2 separate regions of the Homo sapiens genome follow, and region 2 is linked to region 1. Evidence: chromatin loops called from intact Hi-C (ENCODE). Cell type or tissue: heart left ventricle. All regions are shown on one strand. Each heading gives the region's core, and the rest is flanking DNA. Links, peaks and the distances in the headings are about the cores only.

Region 1 (15,703 bases), core at 5,103-13,102:
CAGAGACTGGACCAAGCAGACAGTGGGGGCAACAGGACACAGCACAGGTAGGTACTGCTTCCTCCCTTCTCCTGCCCAGATGGGAGGGATGAGGGACTTCAGCAGGGGGAGATGTGGTCCACGAGTCATCGGTGTTTGACTTGCTAGTCTAATGCCCCCCTATTTGTGGAAAATCAGAGGGGTCACTTCTCCTTCTCCACTGGAGCCAGTGGAGCTGGGGCTTCCAAGTTTGCTGATTCATCTAAGAAAATCTCCATTTGCCTCTTTATCAGAGGGTTCAGGCTGGAGCTCGGCATTTGTTCTTAGGACTCTGGCCTCGGGGTTCAGCACTTTCCAGATTGGAGAGTCAAGTGAAATGTAAACAGAAAACCATAACACCTCATAGCAAGTGTGTGAGAAACCAAGAGCAGTGGGAAGACAGAGAGTGAGTGGAGAAGCCTGCCTGGTGTCATGTGAATGGGCACTTGTGTGTGGTGTCTTGAAGGGTGAGTAGGAGTCCTGAGTAGGAAAAAAGGGCTCTTCAGGTGGAAGGAGAGTCTTTTGCAAAGGCAGAAAGTATGGGGGGACTCTCCTTATTTGAGGAACAGAGGTAAGGTACAAGTCACTGGAGGGCAGCCCTTTGGGGTGGGCTGTGGCAGGAGATGTGTCTGGAGAAGTTAGCTGGGGTAGACAGTGAAGGGCTTGCCTGTTGAACTCATGAGCTTGGGCTTTGCCCACTGGGCTGTAGGGGTTCTGGTGAACAGGAGCATGACTTGCTCATCTTGAAATCAGGGGTGCCTTGATGGAGTCTCCTCTCCCACTGCTCTCTGCAGCCCACCAGGTGCCCTTGGGGTGCTGGGTTCCTGGCTGCCTGCTTGGGCAGCTTCACTATGCTGATTGCAGTGGGGATGGTGCTGGGGGGAGGGTTGTATCAGGCAACCCCTCTTCCAGGCTGCTCATGTATGTGGTGACATCCAGGAAGATCTCTGGAACCTGGAGGGAAATGTGTGGGCATGTGCCCAGGGCAGGGGCACCTCCCACGGTTCATGAGGAACCAGAGCAGCTACAGGGACCTGCCTTCAAAGCTCCCTGCAGGGGTTGGTGGATGAGGGCTGACATTGCCAGGAGGTCACGGGGACCTCATCGCCAGTGGCTGGGAGGAAGGTGGGGCAATTATGTACTTTAGGATTTCTTTTTGGTGTCTTGTTTCATGAGTGTCATTTCTTAGGATTTTTGAGGTCTCGTATAAGGTTTGAAATTCTATTCACATTTTAAATGGAGTTTTCAATTATTTTTAATACCAATATATTCAGAACTTTACTTAAGCTCTTACTAAAGGAAGCATCTTTGCATAATTCTACCACTCCATCTAATCACACTTTTCTCCCCAGCTCTTACCTGGAGGCCTGGAGAAGCTGACCTGACTGTAATCTTGTATGTGTAGTTAAAATAGTTTTAAAACTTTTTTGATGGTGTTACTTAAAAATAGTGAACTTCATGTATCTCAAACATACAGCATGATGAACTTTTACATATGTACACGCCCATGGGACCACCACCCACACCAAGATAAGGAACATTCCAGACCCCAGAGACTCCTCACATCCCTCCCAGTTAATACGTGTCCCAAAGTAGCCACTGGTCTGACCTCTATCACCCCAGACTCCTTTTACCTGCATGGAGTCGTACAGTCTGTATTACTGTGTCTGGTTTCTTTTGTGCAGCCTGTGACTGAAATTCACTCACATTGCCGTGTTGCTCTTTTTCATTGTTATGCAGTATTCTATTGTATGAACGGACTCTGGTTTATTTGTTCTTCAGTTGACAGACATGTGGGCAGTTTGTGGTTTGGGCTACGATAAATAAAGCTGCTGCAGTCATTCTTGGACGTAGTGTTTTGGTGAACACGAGCACTCATTTCCACTGGGCCTGTGCCCAGGAGTGGGGGTGCTGGGTCATAGGGCACACACAGTTCAGCGTTAGTAGGTACTGTCGTAGAGTTCTCCAAAGTGGTTGTACCACTTTACGCTCTAAGTGGGTGCATACTCATTTAGAAGACAGGAGTGGTGTCTGTGCAGGATCCAGTAAGGCTTTGAGTCTTGGTCTCCCCGGTTTGGGTCTCACTGGCTTGACGCCGGCCCACCATCAAGAATGCTCAGGGTTGCCTTTCTCAGCTGTCCTGCTGTCCTTGGGGGCCCAAGGTTGGCAGATGGGAGTGAGAGACCCCAAAGAGAGGCAGGGCAGTGGCCAGCCACCACGCCAGCTGCATACCCGGCTGCTAGAGGGTTGTGTTGAGGGAAGGCTGCCTGAGGATGCTGTGGTGGAGGAAGCCCAGCAGCCCTGCCTTCTCCCTCATGCCACTTGCTCAAGGTGGACATGACCTAAGAATTTGGAGGCCTGTCTTCTCCCTTCTCTCCAGTGAGCTGATAGAGCTGATAGAGCACAGAGCCTACATCCTGCCTGGATTTAGATCCCCCAGAGTCTGGGCCAGGACCTTGTACCCAGAAGGTGCTGGCCAACATCAGCAGAGAGGAGATGGAGGCAGATGAAGATGGCAGACCCTGGAGCCGTCTCCCAGGGCCTTAGAGATCCAGAGCCTCAGCAGGGCTTTGCTCCCAGAAGGGTGGTGAGAGTGCTGACCGTGGTCACAGGCTTTGGGTCAGACTGCCTGGACTTGCATCCTTAAGCTGGGCCTCAGTTTCTTCATCTGTCAAATGCAAATAGCAATAATCCTTACCTCAGAGTAATGCTGCGAGGATGAAAAGAAAGAATATGTGCAAAGTGCTTAGCACAGTGCCTGGCACATAACAAATGCTTAATACATTTCATCTGCTTCCTCCTCATTATTATTAATATTTGCAGAGAGAAGACTGACCTGGGAGGGTTTACGATTAAAGTGGAGAGTGGGGAGCTGGGCATTCACCCCTGTGGTCCCAGCTACTTGAGAGGCTGAGGTGGGAGGATCGCTTGAGCCTGGGAGATCGAGGCTGCAGTGAGCAAGATCACGCCACTGCACTCCAGCCTGGGCGACAGAGCAAGACTCTGTCTCAAAAAAAAAAAAAAATTAAAATTAAAATTAAAACAAGTGGAGAATGAGGGAAATTTGCTGTGTACATAGGGAATGTGGGGCCTTAGGAATGAGGCCTTTGAAATATATATCATACTTGGTGTTTCTTCCTTCCCAAGCTTGATATTTTTTTTTCTAGTGTGTTTTTATGGCAAAGTGATTTTTATCCTGATCATTTTTCTCTGAGGTCCAATAGTACTTTGCGTCTACCTAGAATAGTATGAATAGTTATTTTATCGTCAGAATGGGAATATTTTTTATTGTTTTTGTTGATTAAACTAATGCTGCTTGTTGTAAAAAAAAAAAAAAAAAAAAAAGTCCAGTAGCTCATAATTGTATAAAGTGGAAGATGAAAATCCCCTGTTATCCCAGCCCCAAAGATCCCTGGCATTACCAGTTTGCTGGATTCTTTCCAGACTTAATGTGCTCAGGCTGTGTGTGTGCATGTTTGCGTGTGTGTGTGTGTGTGTGTGTGTGTGTGTGTGTGTGTGTAACATAAAAGGGATTAGGGATTTTACTCAATGTGCTTTGGTGTTGTCTGAATTTTTTACTTAACACTTTATCATGGACATCTTGTCATGCAGCACGTTGTGGTCTCTCTTATTTTAACGGCAGTAGTGATTCAATGTGCAACTCTGCCATGATTTACCTAACTAAGCCATTATAGATAAATGTGAAGATTGTTTCCCATTTTTTTTCTGTATTTTTTTTTCCTCTTAGAAGCAATGTTTCTATAAATAACTTTCTGCATGTATCTTTAAACATTTGTTTTAATTTTAAAAATCACAGGCCAGGTGCGGTGACTCACACCTGTAATCCGAGCACTTTGGGAGGCCGAGGCAGGCGGATCACTTGAGGTCAGGAGTTCAAGACCAGCCTGGCCAACATGGTGAAACCCTGTCTCTACTAAAAAATACAAAAATTAGCCGGGCATGGTGGTGGGTGCCTATAGTCCCAGCTACTTTGGAGGCTGAGGCAGGAGAATTGCTGGAACCCGGGAGGTGGAGGTTGCTAGTACGATTTCACTAGCCAAGATCGTACCACTGCACTACATCTGAGTGACAGAGTGAGACTCCGTCTCAACAACAACAACAACAACAAAAATAAAATATATATATATATATATACATATAAAATTAAAAAGGAACCACACCTTTATCCTCTTTTCCTACTTCCAAATGTGTGGGAAGATGTATTCTTAGATGCAAGTTAATCTCATTTCCAAGCTTTGGTAAGTGCCTCTGTGTATTAGTCTATTTTTACTCTGCTGATAAAGGTGTACCCGAGACTGGGCAATTTACAAAAGAGAGAGGGTTAATTGGACTCACTGTTCCACGTGGCTGGGGAGTCCTCACAATCATGGTGGAAGGCAAGGAGGAGCAAGTCACATCTTGTGTGGATGGCGGCAGGCAAGGAGAGCTTGTGCAGGGAAACTCCCATTTTTAAACCCGTCAGATCTCGTGAGACCCACTTACTATCATGAGAACAGCATGGGAAAGACCCGTCCCATAATTCAATCATCTCCCTTTGGGTCCCTCCCACAACACTTGGAATTACGGGAGCTGTAAGATGAGATTTGGGTGGGGACACAGAGCCATCCTGTTTCTTTTGTTGGAGGGTAGGGAGAGGGCTCAAGGGGAGAGGTCTGAGGTCCCTGGAGGGAGACATGGGGGGAAGGGCCCAGAACCCTGCAGTGCAACCCCAGAGGCCTCCTTTGCCTGTTTATCCTGTGATCTTGGCACTGCTTTTTTGGCTGCAGAAGGAAACCATGTCAGTTGCCCTAGAGGTGACCCAGTCAGCCTCATTTGCTAGATGTGCCCAAATTTATTCAGTAGCAGAATCAGGACTAGAACCCAAGTTTGTCAACTCCAGGGTTGCTGTGTCTTCTACTTTACCAACCTGCCCATCATATTGCCAGCTAGAGGAGCTGAGAACAAGAGTGCAGGTGGTTATTCCTTTGTTGTCACTTGTAAAGTAGGCTGGAGTCTTTCTGTGCCAATGGTGAGGCAAGACCTTATGCCTGGGTTGGCTTAAGAGCCCACTTAGTGCACTGCAGTGTCCACAAAAAGCCACTGACAGCTTTAGGATTCACAGCAGGGAGCATGTCTTCTGTTCACTTGGGGCCACGAGCTGTGTTGATTTCATGCCAATTTGTCTTCCTGCCTCTAGTCTCTCTTACTCCGTTCTGCTTCTAGCTTATCTTTCTGGCAACCTTGTGACCACTGTAGTGGGTCCTCCCAAAACCCATGTCTACCTGGAACCTCAGAATGTAATCTTATTTGCAAATAGAATCTTTGCAGATCTAATTAGTTAAGGATCTTGAGATGAGATCCTCCTGGATTTAGGGTGGATCCTAAATCTATTGACTGACATGCTTATAGGAAAAGAAGAGGACAGACAGAGAAGGCCATGTGAAGACAGAGGCAGAGATTGAAGTGATGCAGCCACAAGCCAAGAACACCAGGGTTGCCAGGAGCCACCGCAAGCTAAGCAGAGACAAAGGTGGATTCTCCCCTAGAGCATTTGGGGAGAATGCTGCCAACACCTGGCCTTCAGACTTCTAGCCTCCAGGATTGTGAGAGAATAGAGTTCTGTTGTAAGCCACTCAGTTGTAGATTGCATGGCAGTCCTAGGAAACGAATACTGCTGTGCTGTTTAGAGCCTTCAATAGCTCCCCCTTGCTTATTAGAAACATTCCTTGGTCGGACTCTTAAGGCCCTTCATGCTATGTCCACAACCTGTGTATCCAGCCTCTCTTCCCACTCCTGGTCCTCTAGCCAAATGCAATGATGTGCCTGTGCAGGCCCCCAGTTTCCTTCCTTACAGCCTCTGTTCTAGCTGCTCCCTCTGCTCAAAGTCCCCATTCTACACATAAGGAAATGAAGACCCCCAGAAAGGTTGGATGACCCATTCAAGCCTCTTTATCCATCTCTACCCAGCTGCATTTGTGATGCCTCTTTGCTCTGCATGCCTCCCAGCTTGGGGAGATGGCCTGGGTAGATGGTGCTATTAAAATTGGCCACATTTTGTGCTTGGGATGGAGAGAACTGCTATTTCTCCCCCATTCTCCGATGGGCCCATTCCCTTGTCATGGGGCTGCTGGAGGATGTGGCAGCCGCATTTTGGATGTGTGTGGGGGCAAGGCGGCAAGAAAGGATTCTTCAGGGAAAGAAAGTCTTCTGTGTGCATTTTATTTGCAGTGAGAAGAATGGGAGTCCTGGGCAGGCATTGGCCACGCTGTTCTATGAATGGGGCCCTTGAATTAACATTACAGAGTTTCCTAAAGCTGCTAATCGGATTAGCTGTGTAGTGAAGGAAGTACTTAGTGGGAGACACACACAGACACACACACAGGCGCGCATACACTTTCCGACCCTCTTGCACCCTTTTCGATACGAGAGTGGCTGAACCTGACAGCCCCATTCCTGAGTTCTTAGACACCTCTCCTGTTAGCCACAGGAGATGTGGAGGAGAAGCCTGTGTGGCTGATGCTTTGAACTTTCTGTTTGTTTGTTTGTTCCCCAAAGAGTCCAGGAAGTCTGCGTTGGGCACATCCATCTTTGTAAATGTACCTGAAAAGGAAATCTGGATCTGATTTCTTGATGTTTGTAATGAGGACTTTAAAAGGGGAAATGGTTTTAATTACTTATTGGCTCGGATGGAAGTTGATGTTTCCCGCCTCATCTATTCTGAGCCACGGGGCCATGTCCATCTCTATTTAAGAAATCAACCTTGCTCTAAATCCTCACTTCCTAAACTCCTGCCATCTGTGTAGGATGTCTGCATAACCCCAACAGTTTAGGTATTGGGTTTAAAATAATACATTAGCAGGAGAGACTCTGAGACATGTCCCCTCTCTGGGCCCTGTCTCTGAATCATGGGGACGCTTTCTTTTTTCATTGTATTTATTTTATTTTTTGAGACAGAGTCTCTCTCTGTTGCCCAGGCTGGAATGCAGTGGCATGATCTCTGGTTCAAGCAATTCTCCTGCCTCAGCCTCTTGAGTAGCTGGGATTTCAGGCGCCCATCACCATGCCCAGCTAATTTTTGTACTTTTAGTAGAGACAGGGTTTCACCACGTTGGCCAGGCTGGTCTCGAACTCCTGATCTCAAGTGATTCACCTGCCTCAGCCTCCCAAAGTTCTGGGATTACAGGGATTAGCCAACACGCCCAGGCTTGGATTCTTTCTTTACCCACAGACCCTTTGGTTCCTAGAGTTCCTATCTGTACTCTGTCCATGACTTTGAGTGGCACACATTACTCTCACCTGGTCTCAGTGTTCCCATCTGATTGGGGGGGGCTGATGGAACCACATTCTAACTTCCTTCAAGCCAGTTTGAGCTCTGGATTTGAGTGCTGGTGTTTCAGGCTAAAGAAAAGAGGGGAACCAAAGGCTATCAGGCATTACAGGGCTAAAGGTAGGCATTGAACACCAGTGCATACCCAAGAGATACCCAATGTCCAGAATCAGAGAACTTGGATTTAGGGTTTCTGGGCTCTGCTTTCCAAGGTTTGAGGCTCTAAAAAGAGATCCAACATGTTTCTGTTCCCAGCATATTTTTAACTTTGAAGCTTTTTTTTCTTTTTTTCTTTTTTTTGAGACAGGATTTTGCTGTGTCACTCAGGCTGGAGTGCAGTGGTGCACTGCAGCCTCAACCTCCTGGGTTCAAGCCATCCTCTCACCTCAGCCTCCTGAGTAGCTGGAACCACAGGCACATGTCACCGTGCCTGGCTAATTTTTGTATTTTTTGTGGAGACGAGATGTCATGTTGTTTCCCAGGCTGGTCTTGAACTCCTGGGCTCAAGCAATCCTCCTGCCTCAGCCTCCCAAAGTATTGGGATTATAAGTGCGAGCCACTGCACTCAGCCCAACTTTGAGGCTCTTGAGAGAGCTTATAGATGGGGCTGTGATTTTTCAGCCTCTGCCCCTGTGCAGACATTCCCCAAGCTTTGTAGACATGGCTTCCTCATTTCACTAGTTTTATTTGTTGGGGTAGGAGTGCTACTGACTGCCAAGTGTCCAAATGAGAATGGGTCAGTGGGGGGCTCCCTATGATATCCTACAGAAGGGACGATGTCTCGATTTTGTGAATGAACGTCAGGCTGGACTCTTGCTGGGCCAGTTCATTGGATTCAAGTCTGTCTTCTCTCACGTCATGCATTGCCAAGTGCCATCTCTGAGAAATCTCAGGGCCTCTGCTGCCAGGGCCACAGGTTTGGAAATCTGAAGAGTCACAGGGGCCCATCAGGGAGCTCTCTTACACATCCCTGTCTTTCCTCTGTCTCCTCCAAAGCTAGGTGAGGAGGGGGTCCAGAGAAGAAGGTCCTGGTGGCCTCTTTTCTCTAAGTATGTTGTGCGTGACATTTTGAGATTCACAGACTCCTTTGAGAATCTGACGAACATTATGAACCTTCTCGTAGGTACACACACACACGCACGCACACAGACACACACACAATCGTGCTTGCAGTTTTCAGATTGAGATCCATGGATCTCAAGTTACGAAATTCTGACCCCAGTCCTGTCTTTGGTGTGCCTCCCCACTGTTGGAGCTGCGACCATGGGCATCAGGACCTTGGAGGGCTGCAGTGTGGGAAGACGTGGGTGTCGGAGCCCAGCAGGCCTGAGTTTGCGTCTCTGGCTCTGTACTGATTCTCTGTGGGACTCAGGGCAACTCATTCCTTATTTGTAAGATGGAATAATAGTACCTGCCTCACAGCGAGGATTAAATAAGTGTGACACGTAAAACACTTATTCCAGCGTCTGACACCAAAAATAATAACAGTAATACCCGCAGGGTTGGCCCTTTGCTGGCTCTCTTGTCTTCTCTTCTCTATGCGACCCCCAACTTCTGTGTCCCAAATCCCATGCTTCCTAAGTGTCCAAGTCTCTTGGAATTCTTCATTTTAGTACTCTTCCGGAACCTGCAGGGGACTCTGGAGCAGGGCCTGTATCAGTGTGCTCTATCAGATGCTTGGATTTGGATTCCAACCAGCACATGGGAAATCTCTGAATCAATCTCCAACATAAAGACTTCCCAAGTGGCCGGGTGCGGTGGCTCACGCCTGTAATCCCAGCACTTTAGGAGGCCAAGGCAGGTGGATTGCTTGAGGTCAGGAGTTCCAGACCAGCCTGATCAACATAGTGAAACCCCATCTCTACTGAAAATACAAAAAAAAATTAGCCAAGTGTGGTGGCAAACACCTGTAATCCCAGCTACTCAGGGGGCTGAGGCAGGAGAATCACTAGAACCTGGCAGGCAGAGGCTGCAGTGAGCTGAGATCGCACAACTTGCACTCCAGCCTGGGCAACAGAGCAAAACTTTGTCTCCCCCCTCAAAAAAAAAGACTTCCCAAGTTGTCCTGAGCCACACTCTGGGGTCATCACAAAGTTGGCCAGAGAGGGATCTGAGAATGGATTCAATGCTGGTTCCTCTTTAGTAGTAACAGTGAAAGAATGAGAACAAGTACCATTTGTTATGTCAATTATGGGCTAAATGCTTTATAGACATGATTTTATTTAATCTTCACACAACAGTTCTATGTGGTAGGTACTATTAGTACGTGTAGGTGTGGAAATGAATTTTCAGAGAGGTAAGTAAGCTGTTGGTGAGCATACAGCTAATCATTGGCAGAGCCAAGATTAGGACTCTAGTCTTTGAAGTGTCAGAGGCCCTGTGTTTAGCTCCTACACTCCATTGCTTCTAGAAACAGACACTGGCATCACTTCTAACCCTGTTCCCTTGAGCTGCTGACGACTTAGGCTCTCCATCACTCCCCTAGAGAGGTGCTGGGGGTGCACAGGATGTGTTTTGCAGGCTTATGGGTGCTAAACCTCATCCTGCCTGCTATTATTTATTCAGCATCTGCCCGACCCATCAACCAGTCTGTCAACAGCAGTGACAGTCTGGCCTTTCTTCTTTTATTCCAGCATCAGGCTGGGCACATCAGTGGTGTCAGACAAACACGTGTGAACTGTGGATGGAGCCAGGAGGCTCAAGACTGCCTGATGGCCTTGCCTGCTCTCCTGCTCCCCCATGAGGCTGTCAGGGGTAGGATGGATTGTTTGAATGTGTGATGCCTCTGACCCCCGGCTGGGGATGGGTACCAGCAGCAAGAGAAATTCTCAGGCTCAGGGATGGAGCTGGGCAGGCCCACATCACCTTGCAGAGAGTGTCTGGAAAGGAGACCCTTTAGCCATGTGGTCATTAGCTTCTCTTTACAGGGCCCTTTGTACAGATTCTCAGATGGAAAATGTGGTCCTTAGGTCTGCAAGCCGGGGAGAGCTTGCTGGGGTCTCTGTGGACTTTCAGTCTTTCTTTCTCAGACCTTTGGGGGTGTCCAGCTGGCCCTCATCATCACCCTGCCCCGCCCACAAGAGTTCTTGGCTCCCACCGGTCAGAACTTGATCTTCACATGGTGCCCTCCTAGCCTGTCATTCCCCACACTCTTCCCTGGGATCGACCCCACAGCTCTGCTGCCTCTCTGATGCCAAATTCATGATTAGAATTGCTTTCTCTCTATCTCTCCTTCCTTATGTAAAATATGCTAATTGAGGACCTCTTCTGTGCTCAGCACCAAGGATACAGCAGTAACCACTTTTTCTCCCACCATTAAGGAGATTGTGTTTTTAAGATGGGAGTGATGATTGTCGTGCTCTGGGAGCACTGGAGGAATGGGTCAGATTGGAGGGTGGGATCTGGGATCAAAGCCCCCACTGGGTTGGGGGAGCCACTGCCCTCTCATGGCAGGCTTCCCCCACACCTACGGGGAAGGCCCCAGGTGACAGCTGTCACCCAGGCGGGAGGCTGGTGGTGGGGGTCCAGCCTGGGTGCACAGGGCCCCACCAGAGGCAGAGCAGAGGCACAGACACAGGGAGGCTGGGGTGTGTGGGCCAGAGACCCAGGCAAATCCCATCAGAAAGGCTGTAAGCAGGCTTCTTCTTCCATGCTGGGAGCTCAAAAGAACAAGGCAAGAGCGACTGGTTCTTGTAGGAAGTAAGGATTAGGGAGGAAAGCAGAGAGCTGGCCTGAGAGAATAAGATGGCTGCAAGAGTCAGAAATAATACAGAAATCCACAAGTCAATATCGGAGCCCAGGTCAGAGTCAGACCGGAGGGAAGGGTAGTGTGCTGCTGAGACTCTCGTGTGTTGAGTCCAAACCCCTGAAATCCCTCTGTCAGAGGACAGGGCTGGCCCCAGAGCCAGGGCTGGGCTCAGCCCGCAGAAAGCAATCAGCAGGTGCTAGCTGGAAAGGAGGGGGATGTCAGCACAGGAACCAGGCGCAGCCTGGCAGTTATTCCACCCATGAAGTTTTGAATTTAGTGAGATGATTTGAGATGATAAGGAGGCATCTGATAACGTGCACATCTGCTCTTTGGGAAGGAAAAAGAATGCAGCATAAGGAGTTGATCATCTCATCCTCCAGGGCCTCATTCAGGGGCTGACTTATACCTTGGATTGAAGCCAGAGTTCACTGAGAACTTGAAGTGTTGGGAAAAGCAAATTCACCTTTAAGTTAATTTTCATTACGAGCGTGTTTGTCAGGATTTGGAGAAGCTGGGCTGGGACTCCACCTGGGGCCACGGTGGGGTGCAGGGCCAGGTGGGGCAAGGGTGGTGCCTCCTCTTGAGTGTCCATCCAGGGAGTGGGTATCCTCATGAACCATGAACCTGAGAGCCTGAATCAAAATTGGGAGATGAGCTTAAGAAATTGGGACAAACAAGAGTTTAGTACCTGACGTTCTAGCCAAGGCTCTTTAGTTGTGAGATACAGAATCCCACTCAAGATAGCTCAAATAGAGGAGCGTCTTTTAAGAGTATATTCTCGTGGCCCTATAAGAACAGAGGCAGAGTAGAACTGGCCTCTTGGGGACTGGACTAGGAATTGGAGAGAAAGGAGCAAGGCTGATCTCTCTTCTCAGGGGCCACGAAGTACCTCTCATTTTTGTTTTGTCTCCTCTTCTTGCACCTGCCCCTCATGGCCAGCCTGCTGGAGCCTCTGTCATGATCCCTTGGCTGCAGTGTCCCCTACTGAATGCCTCCGGCAGCTACCTATGTAAGGCACTGTGGGAGTTCTGAGAATGGAAGAGATCTCTAAGGGAGGGGGTTATAAAATGAGCGAAGCAGAAGGCTGACAAGGCGTGCTGGGGAGGGAGGACGTGGAAATGAAGTAATAATGGGAGCAGATGGTAGGTCCACGTCTGTGGCGCAAGAGAATGAATGAATGAGGGAGAAGCTTCTGGTTTGGGGAGGTGATGGGCGAGTGAACTGACCCCCGGGGTAGCCCAGCTTCCTTTTGAGTTCACCTGGCTTTAAGGACCAAGCCTGGGAGTACCACCCCCACATGGCCATTTATAATGCTGTTGTCATGGGAAAATACTTTGAGTTCTCACCAGCCATCTTAATACATGGAACTTGGGGACACAGTCTCATGAGTGCTGGGGATCACGTGTATCATATGTATCAGTTGAGGATTCAGTCTTTGGCCTCTCAGCTTTGACCAACAGAAAGACTGTGTCTCAGCCTCTCAAGCATCCCCCTTTTGGTTTTTCTTAATCTGATTCCACTCTTCCTTTTTTAAACTGTGTATGTATTTTTGTTTGTATTTATTGAATGGAGTTCTATGTTTCTTGTTCTTAAATAGTAGTTGATATCTAAAGCAGAATGAAATGAAATAAACCCTACTAAAGGCTTTTTACTTATGTAGCCTCCAATACATTTTCGCAGTATAGTGTCATATATAGAAAAAATGTTTCTTACCATGACTTATAAGAACACTGTGGTGAATTCTTGTTGACAAAATAAAAGATCTTTTATGGCCAGGCATGGTGGCTCACAGCTGTAATCCCAGCACTTTGGGAGGCTGAGGCAGAAGGATCACGTGAGGCCAGGAGTTTGAGACCAGCCTGGGGAACATAGCAAGACTCTGTCTTGACAAAAATAAAAAGTAAAAGTAAATAGCCAGGTGTGGTGGCATATATCTGTAATCCCAGCTACTTGGGAGGCTGAGGTGGGAGGAGTGCTTGAGCCCGGGATTTCCAGGCTGTATGGTGAGCTATGATTGTGCTTGAGCCTGGGATTTCCAGGCTGCGGTGAGCCACTGCTCTGCAGCCTGGGTGACAAAGCAAGATGCTGTTTCTAAAAAAATACCTCCCCCAAATCCCTAAATTTTTAAACTTAGCATCTTAGTTTTTGTAAAGCTATATATATTTGCTCTTGTATTTCCTAACCTCTTTTTAGATGGGTCTACTTTGTTACAGCTGGAAACTGACCTTTGTTGCAAATGCATTTGCTGCTCAAACATGTTCTTACTGGGCATGATAATGAACTAAACTAATTTTTTATAAAACCAGTGCCACCATTCTTAGGGCTACCTATGACATGACAGACCTTGAAGATGTTACTTCACCTTGGGGGACCTCGGTTTCCTCATCTATAAAATGGAGTGCTGGACTCTAAGCTTCCTGAGGTCCAAGAATGAGTCCTTTGGTTCTTTTGCCAAATTCCCTGAGTGTAATGGGGACTGGATACATGGTGTCTGCTGCATACATTACTGATTAGATAACCACAACGTCTGGGTTCTCCTTCCTTTGATGCCTCGTGGAACTTCAGAATAGTCTGCTTAGATCATATCTAGCCAGGAACCTTGCAGAGACCCACTAGTGGGCTCCCAGAGGTGTTGACAGTGATGTGGCTGTGAGCTTCCTTTATCCCTTCTTAGAAAACAACAGACAGCAGTGGGCTGGAGAGAGGAGGTGAAGAAAGCCCAGGCTGCATGAAGGGTGTGAAACTGAGCACCCGACAAGTAGGCCTGGCCATAAGGGCTGAGGACACAACCTGAAGAGCCTCAGTGGGACGCTGCTGATGTGAGTGGGATGAGGCTCCCCATCCTGGTACCCAGTGCATGATGGCCCAGACAAAGCTGCATTTCTGCCGGAGCTGTTTATACCAAGGTCTGTAGGTTGTTATTTCTGTGGTTTCCAAGGAGATCCAGAGAGAGAAGGTGATGATGGTAGTGGAGTTGCCATTGGAATCTTCTTCCATGTTCTGGTCATCCTATTTCTCTTTGGTCCTCTTTAAGGAGCCTTGTTTGCCCACAAACACTGAGGAAAGGCCCAGCTGGCCTTGGCACTGAGCTGGTGGACTTGGTCCCACCCACCTCTAGCTCCCGCTACTACTTGCTTTCTGCTCCCCAGGTTCTCTGTCTCTTCTTTCATCCCTGGACCTTAGCTGCCATTGTCCAAGGAATCCCTCTCTTCTCTGACATTGTCATCACCTATAGGCATGACTTTCCCATTCCCCTTCAAGCGAGAGGTCCTGTGTGGTCAACCAGCCAGCCAAATCTTGTCTGCAGATGTGTTTTGTTTGTTTTGTAGTGCTTACATCTTTTTAATTTACTGCCAACATTTAAAAATCAGATTTCTCATAAAAATCCAGAACTCTGGCTTCTCTTGAAAAGCTGGAAGATTTGGCCACACCGGTCCAGTAATCCCACATGGCAACGATCAACAGAGTTGCGTAACAACAGGTTGCACTCCATGGTGAGCCGCAGTCCCCACCACTCCCTATTCATCTTCACACCCAACCCCGTTCACTTCAGTGCTCCCTGCCTGCCTGTCCCCCTGCCAACTCTAGGTATTTGAGCATGCATACGGGGCCAGTGGGTAAGAGGCACCACCTTGGGTCCTAATTCAGGTCCCCTGACATTGGTCAAGGCTGTTTTTCCCCTTCCTCATTAAAGGAGGAGGATCCTAGAGCTTCAGCTATTGCTGGGTAGTCTGGAAGAAGATCCTTCTTCTGGTGCCTCTTTTCTTCCTTTTCTTGAGGGTTCAGTCTCTATCACCTGTTGTAATATAGATGCTCATGTCCTGGGCACTGGATGGGACTGGGGTAGGATGGGACACAGAAAAGGCAAACAGAGGACACACTCAGTGTTTTGCATGGGATGGTTTATGGCCCTGCACATGTGCTAGCATCAGACAGATTCTTCCTGCTCCAGTCAATCAGTGAGGTGGGACCACATTAGTAGATATTAACTTCTCTAAAACAAACGGGCCATTGCATTTTACTGACAAATGCCAGCCCCCAGGAAAGCACTGGTTACCTTAACCTCTATTTACCGACATTGTCTCTTAAAGTTAAGGTCACTGCTCTGCAGTTCTTCTTGAACAGAGCTGACATCTGTCCCGCAAAGGTCAAGGACAGGGGGTGGAGTTCCTTGCTACTCTTTCTGCCTCTCTCCTCCAGTTCCCTGAGAGAGGACTGGAGTTGGTCTCTTCCTTTCTTTGATCTCCTGAGTTCCTTGCTACTCTTTCTATGACCTAATGAGTCTGGCTTGCCTTCTGAGACATCTGTAAATCTTCATTGGATCTATTGCATTTATGCAAAGACCATGTGATAAAATCCTAAGATTTTTTTGTAAGGACAAATCAGGTAGTGAGAAAGACTTAATCCCTGAGTGTAGGCAACCCTTTCTGCTTTTCAGAGCTCAGATTTAAATTCAGTGTTCAGTCCTCAAACTGTATAACTTTATTTTGGGGTATATTTATTTGCATTTCTGTTTACATTTAAGAATTTTTATTTCTATTTGAAAACATGTATTATGGATATGTCTTCTCTTAAAAGGAATTGCAAGCTTGTTTGAAAGCAGGTGGTGT
Region 2 (15,703 bases), core at 2,792-10,791, 57 kb after region 1:
GGGGGAGTCTTTTGTAGAAGCATGGTGGTGCTCACCAATTCTCCTAGCAGAGGTTTGGTTTATTGGAAACTAGGCTGTGTCAAGGCTGGGAGGGCTGTAAATCATCGATTCATTTTAGAGGTGAAGACAATGAGGCTCCAGCCAGCTCTCAGATGGACAGGTAGCTGAGGACTGGAGTGAGAGCAAGGATCCAGGTTCCCACCTGCAGGTCACAGATGATGGAAGCCGCTGTATTCAAGTAGGGCTGGGCCGTTTATTTATGGCTGGCATGGGCAGGGTCTGTTCTGATGAGCTGTTCTGATGTGCTGCGCCTAGCAGACATTAAAGATTTTCAGTATTTTCCCTGCTTCTAGACCCTGTAAGTGCTTTGTGTGCAGAAGTTTTTCCCTACTTGTCCCAGTTTTGTAGTTCTTTCTAGCGTTGAGTTAAAGGAGTCACAGAGAACAAATATTTTCTCTCTTGGTACTTTCTCTTCAGTCTCCTGTTAAAACCAGCTGTTTGCTTGTTTATTTATTTAGTCTTCCCCCAAAAGGATCTGTGGTGACTTCCAATATACACATGAGATAAAAATGATAAATAATAGGTGAGAAAACTGGGGGAAAGGAGAAGGAAAAATATGGCTAGAAAGCTAAGTTGAGGCCCAGAATAAGTTTAGTGCTCAGAGTTATATGCTGTGAGGTCATGTACACTTGGTTAGAGTTGGCAGCAAATCCTGCCCTGTGCTTCCTAGCAGTCACAGCAAAGAGGGAAATAATCCATTCCATGAGTCTCCATGTCCATAAAGATGAAAGGAATTCATTTGCTCAGAAAACATATGGCTCTTGGGAGTGAAAGGGACACTGTTTGCCAGGGGCTCCTTGGTTCTTGGGTAAGGCTGCCAAAAGCATCCTGTTGATGAGTTTGTTGATAGGACTATGGGAGAAATCCTCTAAATCTCAGCATCCCAAGTTCTCAGGGGGTACTGCTCCTCTGGCCACACAGCTGCTTAAGTCATGATCTCTATCCTGCACCTAGACATGAGCTATCATGGGTGGAGTTGTGTTAAAGCTGGCATCTTCGACAGCACTTGGGAGTAGCGTGAAATTGAGCCTTCCTGGCCTCTTTGACCTTCTCCTGGCTCTTTTCCAAAGATAGTAAAAGAAACATGGTGTGATGAAGAGACCACTGAACTGAGAGGCAGAAGCCGGGTTCTAGTCATAGTTCTCCTGTGACCCCTTGCCTTTGAGGGAGGCAGACAGTAATTAGGGGCAGCTGTGTGATGGTTAAATCTCCACCTCCACAGGCCTTGGTTTCCTTGTGAGAGGGTTGGACTAGATGTTCTCTGAGCCCCTTCCAGCTCTAACCTTTCAAGTTGCAATTTCTCAATCCGATGCAGATGGGTGAGGGGTTGACAGATTATGATCTCATTCACTGCCATACAGGAAATCTGAAGCTGGAAGGGCCTCCTCTTCCAGATTAGGAAACTGAGACATTGAGGGATCCACCCTGAGGCTGTGTGCAGGGAATCTCAGGACGCCAGTGCAGTGTGCAAATATCCAAGGGGGAGGCAATGCTTGGGTCTTGGGGTGGGCTGATTCACCTGTTTGGGAAATGGTGCAGGGAATAGCCAAAGGCCCACCCCATCATCCAGGAGTTACAGGCTGCTACTAGAGACCAAGTATCAATTTTGTCAGGGAATCTATGTCAAGTTGGCCCAAGGGAGAAGCTTTTTCCTTGGGTCTTGTTTCTGTAGCTGCCATAACTCTTCATATTGCTTTTTAATTTATCTATTAATAATTATTAATTTATATATTCATATTAATTTATATATTCAATTTATATATTCATATAATTTATATATTCAAATGAAATCAATATTCATTTAATTTAGCTATTAATAATTATTATTTTATAAATTCATATATTAATTTATATATTTATATATACATATATATTCATATATATATTCATATACATTCATATGTATCTGTTGTATTCCCTTCTCTGGCAGTAGACTGAGATCCTTGAGGACAGAGACTATCTCATTCTCTTCTAGTCCCCAGCACCCAACATAGTGCCTGGCACCTAGTAGGTATTCAATAGACATTTGCTAAATGAATAAATTAATGAATGAGTTCAAAGGGGCCAGGAGGACCTGCAATGTTGGGGAATAGGTGAGGGTAGAAATTTCCATTATGCTCATTACAGTTCTTTCCATGTGCTCACCAATGCGATGGCTACTTTAGTAAGGTGAATCTGTAAGTCTGTACCATGTAGGGCATTTGTGTGCTGTAGGGACTGCACTGCCTTCTCACCGCCTGCTCCGTGCCAGGCACTGCACAAGCTCTGGAGCCAGAGGCCAGGACAGGATGCAGGCAGAGGATCTTCCAGCACCAGCGTTTCTTCTTGTCTTTCTTTTTGAAATATATATATGTATTTTTTTTTCTAGGATTGCTAGCTCATAATACCATGCCTTTTGTCCCTCAGGGGATAACCATTTCTAATGCTATTGTCAATGTGAACCATCAGCCCAGACCAGTGGAAATCCATGGGCCAAACCCATGAAATAAAAATTCCTCATCAAAATTCCCCAGAATCTCTAGGAGGGAGATCAGCAGGGGCAGCACACAGGAGGATGGGCAGCTAGGAGCAGAGCAGCTCGCCGAGGGCAGGCAGCCCCTCCTGCTAGTGTTACATTAGCTACTGCTGCAGAGCAATTGACCCCCAAGCTTAGTGACTTAAAACAGCAGCTTATTATTTTTGATGATACTGTGGGTTAGTTAGTCAGGCTTGTTCTTCTCTGGTCTTTCCTGGGATCACTCACAGCAACAGTCATCTGACAGATTGATTGGGCTGGGGAGTCCAGAATGACCAGTCACACGCCTGGCACTTGGTGCTGCCTGTTCATGCCCCTCTGTTCTCTCTGGGAGCCCCTTGGTTCTCCTTCATGTGGCGTCTCATCCTCCAGTAGGCTAGACCAGGCTTTACACTGCATGGGGACTCACAGTTCCAAGAGAGCAAGCGGGGAAGCTGCAAGCCTCTTAAGGCCCCAGCTCTGGAACTTGCATGACATCACTTCTGCCACATTCTGTTGGTCAAAGCAAGCCACAAGGCCAGCCCCAAACTCAAGCAAGTGGAGAAATAGACTCCACCTCTTACTGGGAGGTATGGAAGCTTCACATTGCAGTAGGATTTGGCTATTAGGAGGAGTGACTTTTTATTTTAACAATCTGCCACTGCTGCCTTGTCACCTCTGCCCCAGAGTTCAGAATGGTTTCAGCAAATCTGTTTTGTTGCAGGTGGATGACTGCATTGTCCTTTCTGCCAACTTTTTACCTGGATTTTCGGAAAACAATTTTGTTCACTGGGTTTTTACTGGGAGCTTTTCTATGAGCATTTTGTCAATAGTTTCCCCGCTCCCAACTCCATGTCATTACTTCTGGTCACAAAGACCCTAAAGCTGGCCTGTACCTCATGTTGGATTCTGTAAAAGGGCAGAATAGAGCCCATGGAACATATGCTGATCTGGGGAGGTGGGCAAATGCTATACCCTGCTGATGGGAAACTCAATCCTTGTGTCTCTTTACGATTGAGCTGTCTCCTTCCAACTTCATTCTCTCTAGTTTATTGCAGTTCTTCTCCCCTCCCCCTTGGTTGGACCCAGGCTGTGGGGAGCGGTCTCTTTGGAGGTTTTGCTGGGCAAAGATCCAGGAGATGAGGAGACAGTTCTCTTGTACAGGGGCCTCTTTGTTTCAGAACTCAGAACTGACAGTTTTATTCCCTGAGGCATCTGCTGAACTCTGTCTTAGTTTAGCAGAATGTCAATGCTAAGAGTTGTCCTACATGAAAGAGGGAAGGAACGTCACCGCTGTGGTTTACACAGGGGACGGCTCTTGTAGTAAACAGCTGGAAGCTCTTGCTGGCAGCTTAGGATACGCAAGGGAGGACGTCCAGCACCAAAGAGCGGTCTGAGTGTGAGCCAATGTTGTTCCTGATGTTTTGGTTTTTGAAGTCTGCAATGTTCTTAGCTCTATAATTTAATGTATCATAAGGCCTACTGTTCCTTGGGCAGCAGGAAACACTGGCTGGAAGGAGGAGGATTCCCAGAGGTGAGCTCCTGGCCTGCCTCTCCATGACTACCTCTGTGCCCTGGGAAAGTCACTTAAGCTCTGCAGGCTCAGTCTTCTCCCCTGTAGAGTGAGAGCTCTTGTGATAATGGCACCTGACTCCTAGGGTGTTATGAAGATGAAATGAGTTGGTGCAAGGAAAGTGCCCAGTGCAGGGCCTGGCACATCGGAAAGTCCTATGAATGATGAGTAAGTGCAAGAACATGGCCTCTATGCCCCAGGCCCGCTGGCAAAGTCATCTACGTGATGTGGCCAGGTAGCGTGGGGTGCTTATAGACTGTGTGATCCTTATGCTTGTGCTGCAGAATTCCTTTCTGCAAGGGAACCAAGAAAATAATTACAAAAGGACACACCTTTCGTTAGGGCAGAAGTGCCTGTTTTTGGAGTAGCTAATGATTGAATTTAGGATTTTCTGCAGAGTCATCACTTGTGGTTTAAAATGTGGTAAAGTCAGTGAGGGAGGCCAAGGATTCCACTAAAGTTTCTCTGCAGGAGTCCAGACTCAAAAATGAGGCTATGGGAGCTAGAGAAAGACAGGTCAAGGGTTACATGTTGGGTACAGAGATGCTGAACAGGAAATCAGCAGATGATCTATACTCCCACAGGCTAAGGTTGGAAAGTGAGCTTGAAATCTGATTTAGAAAAAAAAAGTCTGCACAAAAACAAAAAGATAACAAAGTGATGTAACCAGGAAGAACCAGGGGTAATAGGTATTTTCTAATGTAGTGCAGAATTTAGGGAAATAGAAACAGTGCTTGAGAGAGACAGAGAGAGAGAGAGAGAGAGAGAGAGACAGAGAGAGACAGAGAGAGAGAGCATGCACAGCTAATAGCTAGGTGACATATGTACATTTTCACTTCCATTTTGGATGTAAATAACTATTTTGCAAAGTTTTTAAAAGACAGTGCTTTATCCTGATTGCATATTTAATTCAAGAAGCATTTTTTGAGGTCTGCTGTGCTGTAGTTTCTAAGGACAGAGATAAAACACCCAGTCTCCCTGCTTGAGGAACTTACTTTTAGCAAAGAAGACAAATACCATCACTCCTTAAGAAAAACAATACAGTATGATAAGAAGAGACTACACAAATGATTAAGACCCAGAGCAGGGAATGATAAACTCCAGATGGGAGGAGTAGAAAAGGCTTGGGGAAGACTTTTAATAGAGAAAGACATCTGATGGGGTTTTGGAGAATGAATAGGAGTTTGCAAACAGACAAAAAAACAGAGGGCATGGGCAGCCTAGGGAGCGGATAGCATGTGCAAGGGCATATTTGAGGCCTACAAGGAGCTCAGTGTTGCTTAAAATAATGACATATGCTTTATTCTTGTTAAGTATTCTTTTGGTTATGGGATTAAAGAGTCAGGCTGGAGAGGAAGGCAGAAGTCAGTGAGCAAACAGCCTAGAGATCCAAGTGGTGACTGGAAGTTGGTGAAGCGTTCTAAGCAAAAAAGGCACGTGCCTCCCCTTGCATTCTGGGATGATTCCATTGCAGCATTGTGGCCAAGGGGAGCAGTAGAGTAGAAGTGGCTGAGTCTACAGGGAGGGAGGCCAGTTAAGAAGCTACTGGAAAGAGTTCAAGAATGGGGTGTTGATCACTTGAGCTATGGCAATGGTCTGGGAACAAGGAGGAGGGTATGGGTTCAAGGGGTGCAAAAAAGGTAGAGTGGACAGGACCTGGCTCCTGGTTTGGTAGGAGAGTATGAGGGAGAGGGAGGAGCTGAGAATGCCCTCAGATTCAGGCTCAGGAGACAAGGATCATGGAGTGAGCAGGAGAAGGATGGAATTGTGATAAATTTGGTTTTGAGCACGTTGGATATAAGAGGCCCATAGGACAGCCCAGGGGAGGTGTTACGAGGCATCTGGGGCTCAGCAGAGGATCCTGGGCTGGAAACAGAGGATTAGCTGTGAGGCTGCAGATGATGGTTAAAAGCCGTAGGAGCAGATGGAATATGGAGAGAGAGGACAGAGGGAGAGGGCAGAAACCCAAGGGGCATCACTGAAGGGGAAGCAGAAGTGGTTCTTGTCTCACTGCTCAGAGAGAGCCATGGCCTGGACCCAGGGAGAAGACAGTGAGGAGGGAGGAGGGCATCGGAGGTCAGTGCTGGAGAGAGGGCAGACGGAGATTGGAAGCTGTCTACTGGCAGATGAGTGGTGACCGTTGCTGATGGGGTCAGATCACAGGTGGATTGAGAAGTGAATCAGAGGTGAGCAGTTGGGGAATGGAGACAATACTTTATAGAAACTTGGTTAAGAAGGGAAGGAAAAAAACAAGGTGGTGACTGGAGGAGATGCTGATTCAAGGAGAGGCCTAACATCCAGGAGAGGCCCCAGATAGAGGGTCTGGAAGCAGAAGAGGAGGCTCAGAGCTGGCAGCAGACAAGGCAGCAGGCGGGATGTAAACCATGCCCACAACAGGGCCAGCGCTCAGCTGGCAACCTGATTTCCACTTGTCTAGTTTAGAAATGAAGCTGTCATTTTAGATTTCAGTCAAATAGGAGTAGAATAAGATGTTAGAGATAGAAGGGGCTGCCATGACCATCTCAACAAATTTCTTATTGTTTAGTGGGGTAAACTGAGACTTAGAGAGGCTCAGAGAGGGGAAGGGTCTTGTCCAAGCACACACAGGCCTAGTGTAGAAATCTCTAGTCCAGGGCTTTTTTCACTACTTCTTGTTCTCTGCATTTATCTCATTTTCCATCTGATTTCCCTCTTACCAGCAGGGCCTCCAAACTGGGACCACCAATTCATCAACCTGCACTTGCTGACCAGCCCCTGAGAGTCTCACATTGGACCAGTTCCCAAGCTCTCCCTGGGGTGGCTCCAGGACTTAACTACACACAGTACTTCCCAATGCACAGCTGCAGGGGGCGCCATTCACACCGTGGTCTCTCCGGGGTCTGGACCTGTCAGGGCTTCATGAAAATGCTCAGGACACATCCCTAAGGAAGCCCCTGGGCTACCGCACTAGGGCATATTTTTACACTTGGCAGAGTCATCTTCCCACTGGAAAGCGAGTAGGCAGCTGATGAGATGGAATGTGAAAATGCTAGCATGAGCGAAGGAAACCTCTTCAGTCATGCCAGCCTGGGAGAGGCTGGCCAGGGGGCAGGAATGTTGATGGGGTTATGGGCAAGGGAATGAAGCCTAGAAATCCCAGCACAGACAGCCTGATGGCCTTGACTTTTCTTTTTCTGTCTTTTTTCCTTCCTGTAGAGGAGTTTTCTTAGACACCATCCTTCCCCGTCAAGATGACAATGGCGTCAGGCCAACCATTGGCCAGCGCGTGCGGCTCAGTCAGGGAGACATAGCTCAAGCCCGGAAGCTGTACAAATGCCCAGGTAACTATGAGCCGTGGGGACTGCCAGCACCTCCCTAGCATCTCCAAAGCACAGTCCCTATGCTGGGAAAACAACTTGGGGGACCTAAAGGGACTATTCCTTGGCAGCTTTAATTTCTGGTGTCCTTCTGGTAGGAGGTGCTAGGCAGTATAGAAAGGTGAAATGGTGACATGGTGGCAGGCAGTGAAGAGAATAATAGGTCTTAGAGTCCATTGGCAATTTCATGAGAGGCTTCAGACTTCTCTGGCAAAGCCTTTGTGTCCAGAAGGGGAAGAAGGCATAACAGAACAACAGTAAATAGGGGTGTAATGCAGTGTGTGCCCCATAACAGTAAGAGCACCTCTCCTTTCTCTGGGACTAGGGGATGTGGGTTTGGGAAAACAAGAACCAAGCTGGATTTTGCAGGAAGACAAAGAGTGAGGGAGAATGCTTTTGGGAGGATGGAAGTCAGTTTCCCAAATGCTACAAGGTGGAGGGAGTCTCAGTGCTATTAATGAGCTTGTTGCTTTGGTCTTGGGGCTTTCCTGGCCATCCTAGGTGCTGGTCAGTGGCCAGGAGTCTGCCATTGAAGATGGGACAATACTGGGATTGGAGCAAATGCCTGTTCCCTGGCCCGTTTGGAAGTGTTCCTTCCCCTTGGATTTGTCCCGTTTGTCTTCCATCCCCTTGGCTTCAGCATCATCATCATACACACACCGTCTGAGCTCTTCTAGACCCCTTTCAGCTCTTGAGCCTCAATGTAAAGCACTGGTTAGGGCAGCTGAGTTTTTAGTACTGATGGATCAGAATCCATTTCAGTGGTTTTAGGAGGATAGAAGGAAGTTCCATTACCAATAGCCTTTCCCAGACTTCCAAACCAGACACAGAGTTTGATCATGGGATGAAGTATTTGAAGTGAGGACCGTCTTAGAAAATCTGGGCTGTCACATTACCTTACTAAGCAGGACCCGAGGGATGCAAAGGGCTGCGTGGGGCTTGCTTCCTCAAGAAACTTTAGAAAATATGTCCGTCCAGCTATTAGTCATCTGGGGGCGTGTTAGGGCTGAAATACAGGACACACATATCATATAACCTTGCTGAATTGAACGGGAAACCTTATAGCATACCCTGGGAAATGCCATCATATTTATTCAGTTATAACATTTATGCTGCTCACTTCCCAAAAGGATTCAAAGCAAAATACTGTGGAGCCACATAGTAATGTATCTGTTCTTGCAGAATGTTGATGATTATTCTAAAATAATTTCCATGGAACCCTTGGGGGTGTTGACTGCCAGGCATAATCCTCATGATGCCTGGCAGTTGTTCAGTAATGTGATATTGAAGCCCCGACATCCAGGATTTCCTGAGGCCGATAATGGGCAGTTCTCCACATATCCCTTCCTGCAGCTCCAAAAAATGTGGAGCTTCCAGTAGTTCCGAGCAGTAACTGAAAGCTCAGTCAGTCGCCATGCAGAGGTTGAACTGCATGTAAGGAAAAGATGCCTAAGGATGCTGGATCTCCACATGTTAGGGTTGGCCACATAAGAGGAGGGGCTCTCAGCAAACCAGTGTCTTTGTCTTTGGAGTCTGAATCCCCAGGCATTAGAGAAATACAAAACCTGTAGTTTCCAAGGATTCATACAGGTACCCTTCATTTGTGAGGACAAATTAGGGGAAATACTTTTCACATACATAAAGACTAGGTTCTAGACTCATAACCAACCCTCAAACATTCAAGGGCAGAATAGCCTGCTATAGAAGATTCCAGCTCCCTGTGCCTCTGCATTTTTTTGTTTTCTTGACTGCTTTATAGTTCTTTCAGAAGTGAGTAGCAGAAAAGGAAGAGGAAAGATTTAAACTAACAGCTGAAATAAGTTTCAAAGCATTTTTTTCTTTTTGTCTTACCTACTTCCACTTTTTTTTTTTTTTTTTTTTTTTTTTTTTTTTTTTTTGAGACAGAGTCTCACTCTGTCACCCAGACTGGAGACTGGAGTGCAGTAGTGCAATCTTGGCTCACTGCACTCTCCACCTCCCAGCCTCCCAGGCTCAAGCGATTCTTCTGCCTCAGCCTCCCAAGTAGCTGGGATTACAGGTGCACGCCACTACCACCCAGCTAATTTTTGTATTTTTAGTAGAGATGGGGTTTCCCCATGTTGGCCAGGCTGGTCTCGAACTCCTGACCTCAAATGACCCACCCGCCTTGGCCTCCCAAAGTGCTGAGATTACAGGCGTGAGCCACCACGCCTGGCCTCTACTTGCATTTTCATGTTCTCTCTGCCACCGATATTATTATTAGCAATAATAATGGCATTATATATGAAGCACTCACTACGTGCCAAGCACTGAGCTGATCCATTTCATGTAATGCACACGATTTCACTAACCCTCTCAGGTAGGTCCTGCCCATCTTACAGATAAGAAAACTAAGGTCCAGCAAGTCTAGGAAACTTGCCCAAGCCACACAGCTGGCCAGAGAGCTAAGATTCATGACCTCTAGGCCATGCTCAGTCCTGAGAGCCTCAGAAGAAATTCCTGGGCGTTCCTTTTTGACTCCTAGGTCCTACTTGTGCTTTTGTTAGCCAGAAAACATCAATCTGCTTGCTACACTTCTCACCAACCTGTTCCGAGGGCTTTGGCTGGCAAAGGGGTATGTTTGCTCCGCTGCCCCGTGCGGGAGCTGCTTGGGCGGGGAGAGGTGCATATGCCACATCACAGTTGTGATTTTGCTTGTGCAGCGTGTGGGGAGACCCTGCAGGACACAACGGGAAACTTTTCTGCACCTGGTTTCCCAAATGGGTACCCATCTTACTCCCACTGCGTCTGGAGGATCTCGGTCACCCCAGGGGAAAAGGTAGGTGGGAAGCCCCCTTGGCAAATGGGACGGCACTCCTTGAGTTGGGTGAGGTGGGAGGAGTTCTTATTGTTAATAGTAAAAATAACAGCTGTTCGGTTATAAGCACCCACTGTATGCCAGGCATGGTGCTGTTTGCTGTACGTTCATTATTTCTGGACTTCTCAACCAGTCTCACCCACACAAATGAAGGCTGGCATGTACTAAATATCTGCTGAGTTATAAATCAAGCTCACAGTTCCTTCCAACCTTAACAAATACACTATTATAATATCCTAGAATTTAGAATTCTGTGACACCTCGGATTGCTGCTCTGGAAGATGGTGACACGGGGAGCCAGCCCACAGCTGGCTATTCTTCCCCCCAGCCTCCGTCTCAGCATTTGGGGCTTAAAGAACATCCCTGTTGACACCCCAGCCCACTTCCCTAAGCATCTTACACTCCTCTTTTGCAAACAGCCACTCCTTGGCTGCCCCTCCAGCGGGATGGACTGGCCAGGCATGCAGTCTATACTCAAGAAGATGGATCCAGGGCAGAGGCCCTTGCATGTCCTGGCAATGGGCTCAGAGCTGTGTGGACAGGGAATTCCTGGATTCCTGGAGTGTGGCGTAGGACCTGGGCAAGCTCTGGGTGGACACATCCCTTTAGTCTTGAAGATTCCGTGACCCCCTAGAGCTGAGCCCAGGGCAAGGATCTCTTTCACTCTGGTCCAAGGGTGGTATGTTTTCAACCCTACTGCAGGGCACGTACTGTTATATCCATTATCTGGATAAGGAATTTGAGGCTTGAACATTAAGGAAAGTGCCAAAAGTCAAGGTAAGATATAGAACTAGAAACTGAGAACTGAGGTTTTGCTCTCCAAAGCTTATCTTTTTGCTACATGTCTCTACAAATCTGAGTGTTCTTCAAGTTGCCTCAGACTAGATGCAACTATCTTAGAGAAACCCTGTTCCCTAGGTCTAGGTTAGGGGATACCCCCAGTGTCCCCAGAGCTCTCTATAATTATACCTGTTATAGCATGTCTCACGGTATAGTCACTACTGGTTTATTTGACCCCCTTCTAAATCTTAAGCTCATTAAGGTTGGAGATCATTCAGCCCCAGGGCCCCAGCACTCCACACAGTCTGTGGCACAGAATGGTCACCTGACAAGTATTTGTTGAATGGATATGTGGATGGATGAGGGGCTGAGTGAAAAACCTGCAGCTAGGGGTGGCAGTGGGGTGTGATGGAATTTTTCAGGCACCTGTAGCCAACCTTCAGGTATTTCTAATTTATAACTTTTTAAAATGTCCATCTAAATGTCAAGTTAAGCATAGTGTGCTAACTAGAGACAAATGACTAGGAACCATTGTGAGCATTTTCTGTAGACTGGATACTATCCTTAGCATATCATGTGGATCATCTAATTTAGTCCTCTCATCAACTTTGTGAAATAGGTGCTGTTGCCATACTTATTTACAGGTAAGGAATTGGACTTGCCCAAGGCTTCTAAGTTTGTTGCAGAGTTGGGATTTGAACCCAGGCAATTGGACTCTGACAGCCTGAATGCTTGACTGTCATCTTATATTATTACACAAAGGGGCCAGGCTAGTAGATAGACATTTTAACGTGCATTTATATACATACATGAATGCACATGTGTGGGCACACATGTATACATCCTTCCTTTGGCTCTAAGCATTTAAGACATTAAGTATGGCTGTCATCTTGTATCTGAGATCCCAGACCTGTCTGCCTTGGGTAGATGTGAAATCCATGTGCCTGCTGGAGGCTAACAGGAGGGAGGCAGAAAGGGGGAAGAGGAAGAGGTCTGGTAATTTCTAAATTATTGAATTGCTCTGCACAGCAGAGGGTGTGTGATATGTTTGAACTGTGTAAACTTCATCAAGCCTTAATTATTAGTGCTAACTGGGGACAGAGAGAATATACATCATTGAAATTTCTGCACCAATTATTTCCATTTCTGCTTCACCCAGCTTTCCCCAGAGCTGCAAGTAATTAGCAAACTTGATTGATTCGAGTATCACCTCTTGTTCACCACCTCTTTCCCCTATGGTCTTTATGGTTCACTAATGTACTTAAAATAATTAGCCTGAATAATTATCCCATTCATTCAGATCATGAATGTGTTACCAAGGAAGTTGTACTAACATTTCCTTTCTGTAATTTTAAAAAAGCAAAGGCTAAAGAATTATTGTGCAACCAGCTTACAGGTGTTACTAAGCTCTACCACCTGAATATGAGCACGGTGTGGGATAGGACAGAAATCTAAGGCACACCCCTGTCTTAAGACTGTTTATTTTGGGTCCCCCTCCCCCCACTCCCAGGGAATCTGATTTAATGGAAGGAAGGGTGTTTGCTTGGTATGAGCTTTTTCAAAGCTTCAAAGTTGATTTTAATGTGCAAGTAGGGTCGAAAAACACAGTCTAGTTTGAAAGAGGAGTGACAGCGTGCGCACACACATGCACACACACGCACACACGTGTGCGCACACACATGCATGCACATGCTCACACATGCATGCACCCACGCGTGCGCGCACACACACTCAATGACAGAAGGTGAGCTGACCTGTTTTTTCCTGGCACTGACTTCGTTTCCTAGGAGATCGCAGGGCTTTGTGGAAGATGTGATTTGTCCTGAGACGAAACATTGGGTGGGATGGGCCCAAGGGAAGGGATGGGCACTCAACACTAATCAAGATGGGCAGCTTGCGAGGTGTGGTTAGTGTTAGTTGTGGTATGCTAAGTGTACACTCAATGTGGACTACCTGGTATTTTAAGTTGCTATTTATCGAGTGCCTATGGTGTGCCAGGCATAGCAATATACACTCTATATATGGTTTCTCGCACAGTCCCCTCAATAGCACAGTGATGTGTGTATTGTGTTACAGATGAGGAAACTAGAGGGCAAGTATTTCCCCAAGACTCCAGAGCTAGTAGATGGAGCTGAGAAGCAAATCCAGATCTAGGTAGATCTAAAGACACCGGCTCTAGAATCATTATAAGACAGAGGGTGGGGCGTTCCAAAGAGGCAAAGATCAATCGTGTTCATCAGGGCAATCAGACACAGGCTCGAGGAGGGGGACACTTGAGCAGGCCTGGGAAGGGTTTCTCTGACATGGGACTGTCAGGGAACACTGGGAAACAGGTTGCACAGGACAGGCTCTGGGGGTGTGGAAAGTAAGCAGAATTTAATTCATGAGATGGGGGCACAGAGAGCCACTGAGGTTTCCTGAGGGGTTTGGTCAACATGATATATGGGTGGAAGATTGGGAGGGGTCTGGTAAACATGAGATATGAGTGGAATATTGATCTAGAAGCCCCAGTGTGTAGAAAAAATGGGGCCACAGCAGGGAGGAGTCCAGGAATCGTGTGGGAGCAATCCAGGAGGGGGTGAGGCAGGAGGAGCGAGATGGGGTTAGAGGGGAGGGATGCGGATATCTTAAAAAGAGCTGCAGCATGGATGCTGAACAGATATGGGGGATCAACAGTAAGGATGAAGGAAAGATAATACCAAAGCTTGGCTCCTTGACCATCGGGGCAATGGCATCTCCTACAGTGGAGGAGGCTGGAAAGGAAATGCTTTGTTTGGAGGTGCTCTCACCTAGTAGGGAGCGGGAAGGGCAGAGGAGCAAGAGCAGTGGGGAGAAGATAGGCCAGTGTGGTGAAAACCAGAAAGGATAAGCTCTGGGCAGAGGGGTCATGGGGCACAAGGCCAAATAACAGTCCTTTAGATTTGGTGGGGAGGGAATGGGAACCTTTGAGGAAGCCTTCCAGCCTAAGGGTTTACTTAGAGCTAGAGGGCCCCTGGGGCTGTTTGAATATAAAGAAGTGGCTAGTGGAGGGGCAGTGAGTGGAGATGCTGGAGAGAGAGGAACTGCTGAGAGCAAAGTCCTCCGGGGTTGGAAAACGAATAGAGTCAGGGGTGCAGGGGCTGGGTCAGGGCTGGAGATGAGGAAGAGTGGAGACGTGATGGAGCAGGTGTGTGGGGCATGAGGAAAGGTGAGCCTGGGCCAGACAAGCCACTGCACCTCAGGACAGTGGGAGGAGCCACAGGCACCTGGTTTAGTGGAACTTGCGTGGGGGTGAAAGGCCAGGGGAAATCTGAACTCTGCTCTGGGCCATCTGCCAGGGGAGCCCCGAGCTGGTGGGCTGCAGGGGGACCAGAGCCAGTTCACAGGTACAGCACCTGTGTGCTGAGGCCCAGCCCCTGGGACCACCCAGCCCTCCCCTTCCCCCTACTAAGTAGTCACCTATTTGGCCATGGGAGCATCCACTACCTGACCTCAGGGATGTCCAGACAGGGCTGCCAAGATGCTCCTCATGACAATCCCTCTCTTTTCAGTGTTTATACCATAGTGTTCTCATTGGCTTGGCCCATCTGCCTTTCCCCCCTTCTCTGGGCTCCCCAAGGGCAAAGGACCCTGTCTTACTGATCTTTCTATCTCAATTGGCCAGCACAGGCTGACACTCAGAAGGTGGTCAACAAACAATGGTGGAGTGAATGAAAGAATGGACTAACTGTAGGAAGGTCATTAGACACACCACACCTCAGGAGAGTGAGGTCATGGCTGAGGGGAGGTTGATCGCAGAGATGTTCAGATGCACTCGGGCTAACCCCAGACCCTTTGGAATGATTGATGATGTTATAAGATCTTCTTGTATCTCTGAACTTCGCTGACCCCTTACCTCCTTCCAAATCCTCCGTCTCCATGCGCCCTGGCCAGTCTTTTTAATGCATCTCGCTTTCTGTAAACCACCTAGTGACTTCAAAAGCTCAAGTGATTCCCCAGACAGAACCGAAGGACCCATCTCCTTCTGTTTACTCCCCATCCTGCTTAAGGTTTATTATTTAATGTCCTTAGGTTTCCTGTGAGCATGCTTTTGAGACAACACTCCTACCGTGGTCTGAAAGTTCTGCATGCTAAAGGGTAACGTGAGAACACCAGTATGCAAGATATATCTTCCCAAACTCCTCAGGCTTTGCTGCCAAAACTCACTTTATGGTAATTCTTTACAGATCGTATTAAACTTCACATCCATGGATTTGTTTAAAAGCCGACTGTGCTGGTATGATTACGTGGAGGTCCGGGATGGTTACTGGAGAAAAGCCCCCCTTTTGGGTAAGTTGACTTTAGACACCGTTAAGAGAGGAGTGATGGGATGTTCCCCGGGATGCTGTTAATGTCTGGAAGGTCCACCTTGACAGCGGTCACAGGAAACTCTCAAGGGCCTCTGTCATTGTAAAACTCTGAGCACTCCATTTGGCCACACATGTTAAAAGCTTTTAAAACTGCGAATACCCTTTGACCCAGCAATTCCACTTTTTGGAATTCATCCTAGGGAACTAATTAAGGAAGTGTGCAAAGCTCTAGCTACAGGGATGTTCACTGAAGCAGGAAAAATTGCAAGCAATTTA

What was found. Peaks named below come from ENCODE experiments on the same cell type or tissue, not always from the same donor. Only the 100,000 strongest peaks of a DNase experiment are listed, where the experiment ranks them.
Region 2: a loop joins it to region 1, with 4 times the contacts of the local background. A loop is called at or near these places in 2 of 110 quality-filtered maps.

What each region holds. Positions count from the first base shown.
Region 1 is chr10:96,464,693-96,480,395 of GRCh38, reverse strand. It overlaps TLL2 (tolloid like 2), which reads left to right. Exons shown (of 21, transcript NM_012465.4): 2 at 1-47. Among named protein-coding and RNA genes, the nearest start is that of TLL2, 41 kb to the left of the region's middle. In heart left ventricle, for the core only: a CTCF peak has its summit at 10,089; no DNase peak of the experiment used is centred there.
Region 2 is chr10:96,404,936-96,420,638 of GRCh38, reverse strand. TLL2 (tolloid like 2) reads left to right here. Exons shown (of 21, transcript NM_012465.4): 8 at 7,323-7,447; 9 at 10,165-10,280; 10 at 15,305-15,407. Among named protein-coding and RNA genes, the nearest start is that of OPALIN, 54 kb to the right of the region's middle. In heart left ventricle, for the core only: a CTCF peak has its summit at 6,968 (motif pointing right); no DNase peak of the experiment used is centred there; H3K27ac peaks cover 936 bases.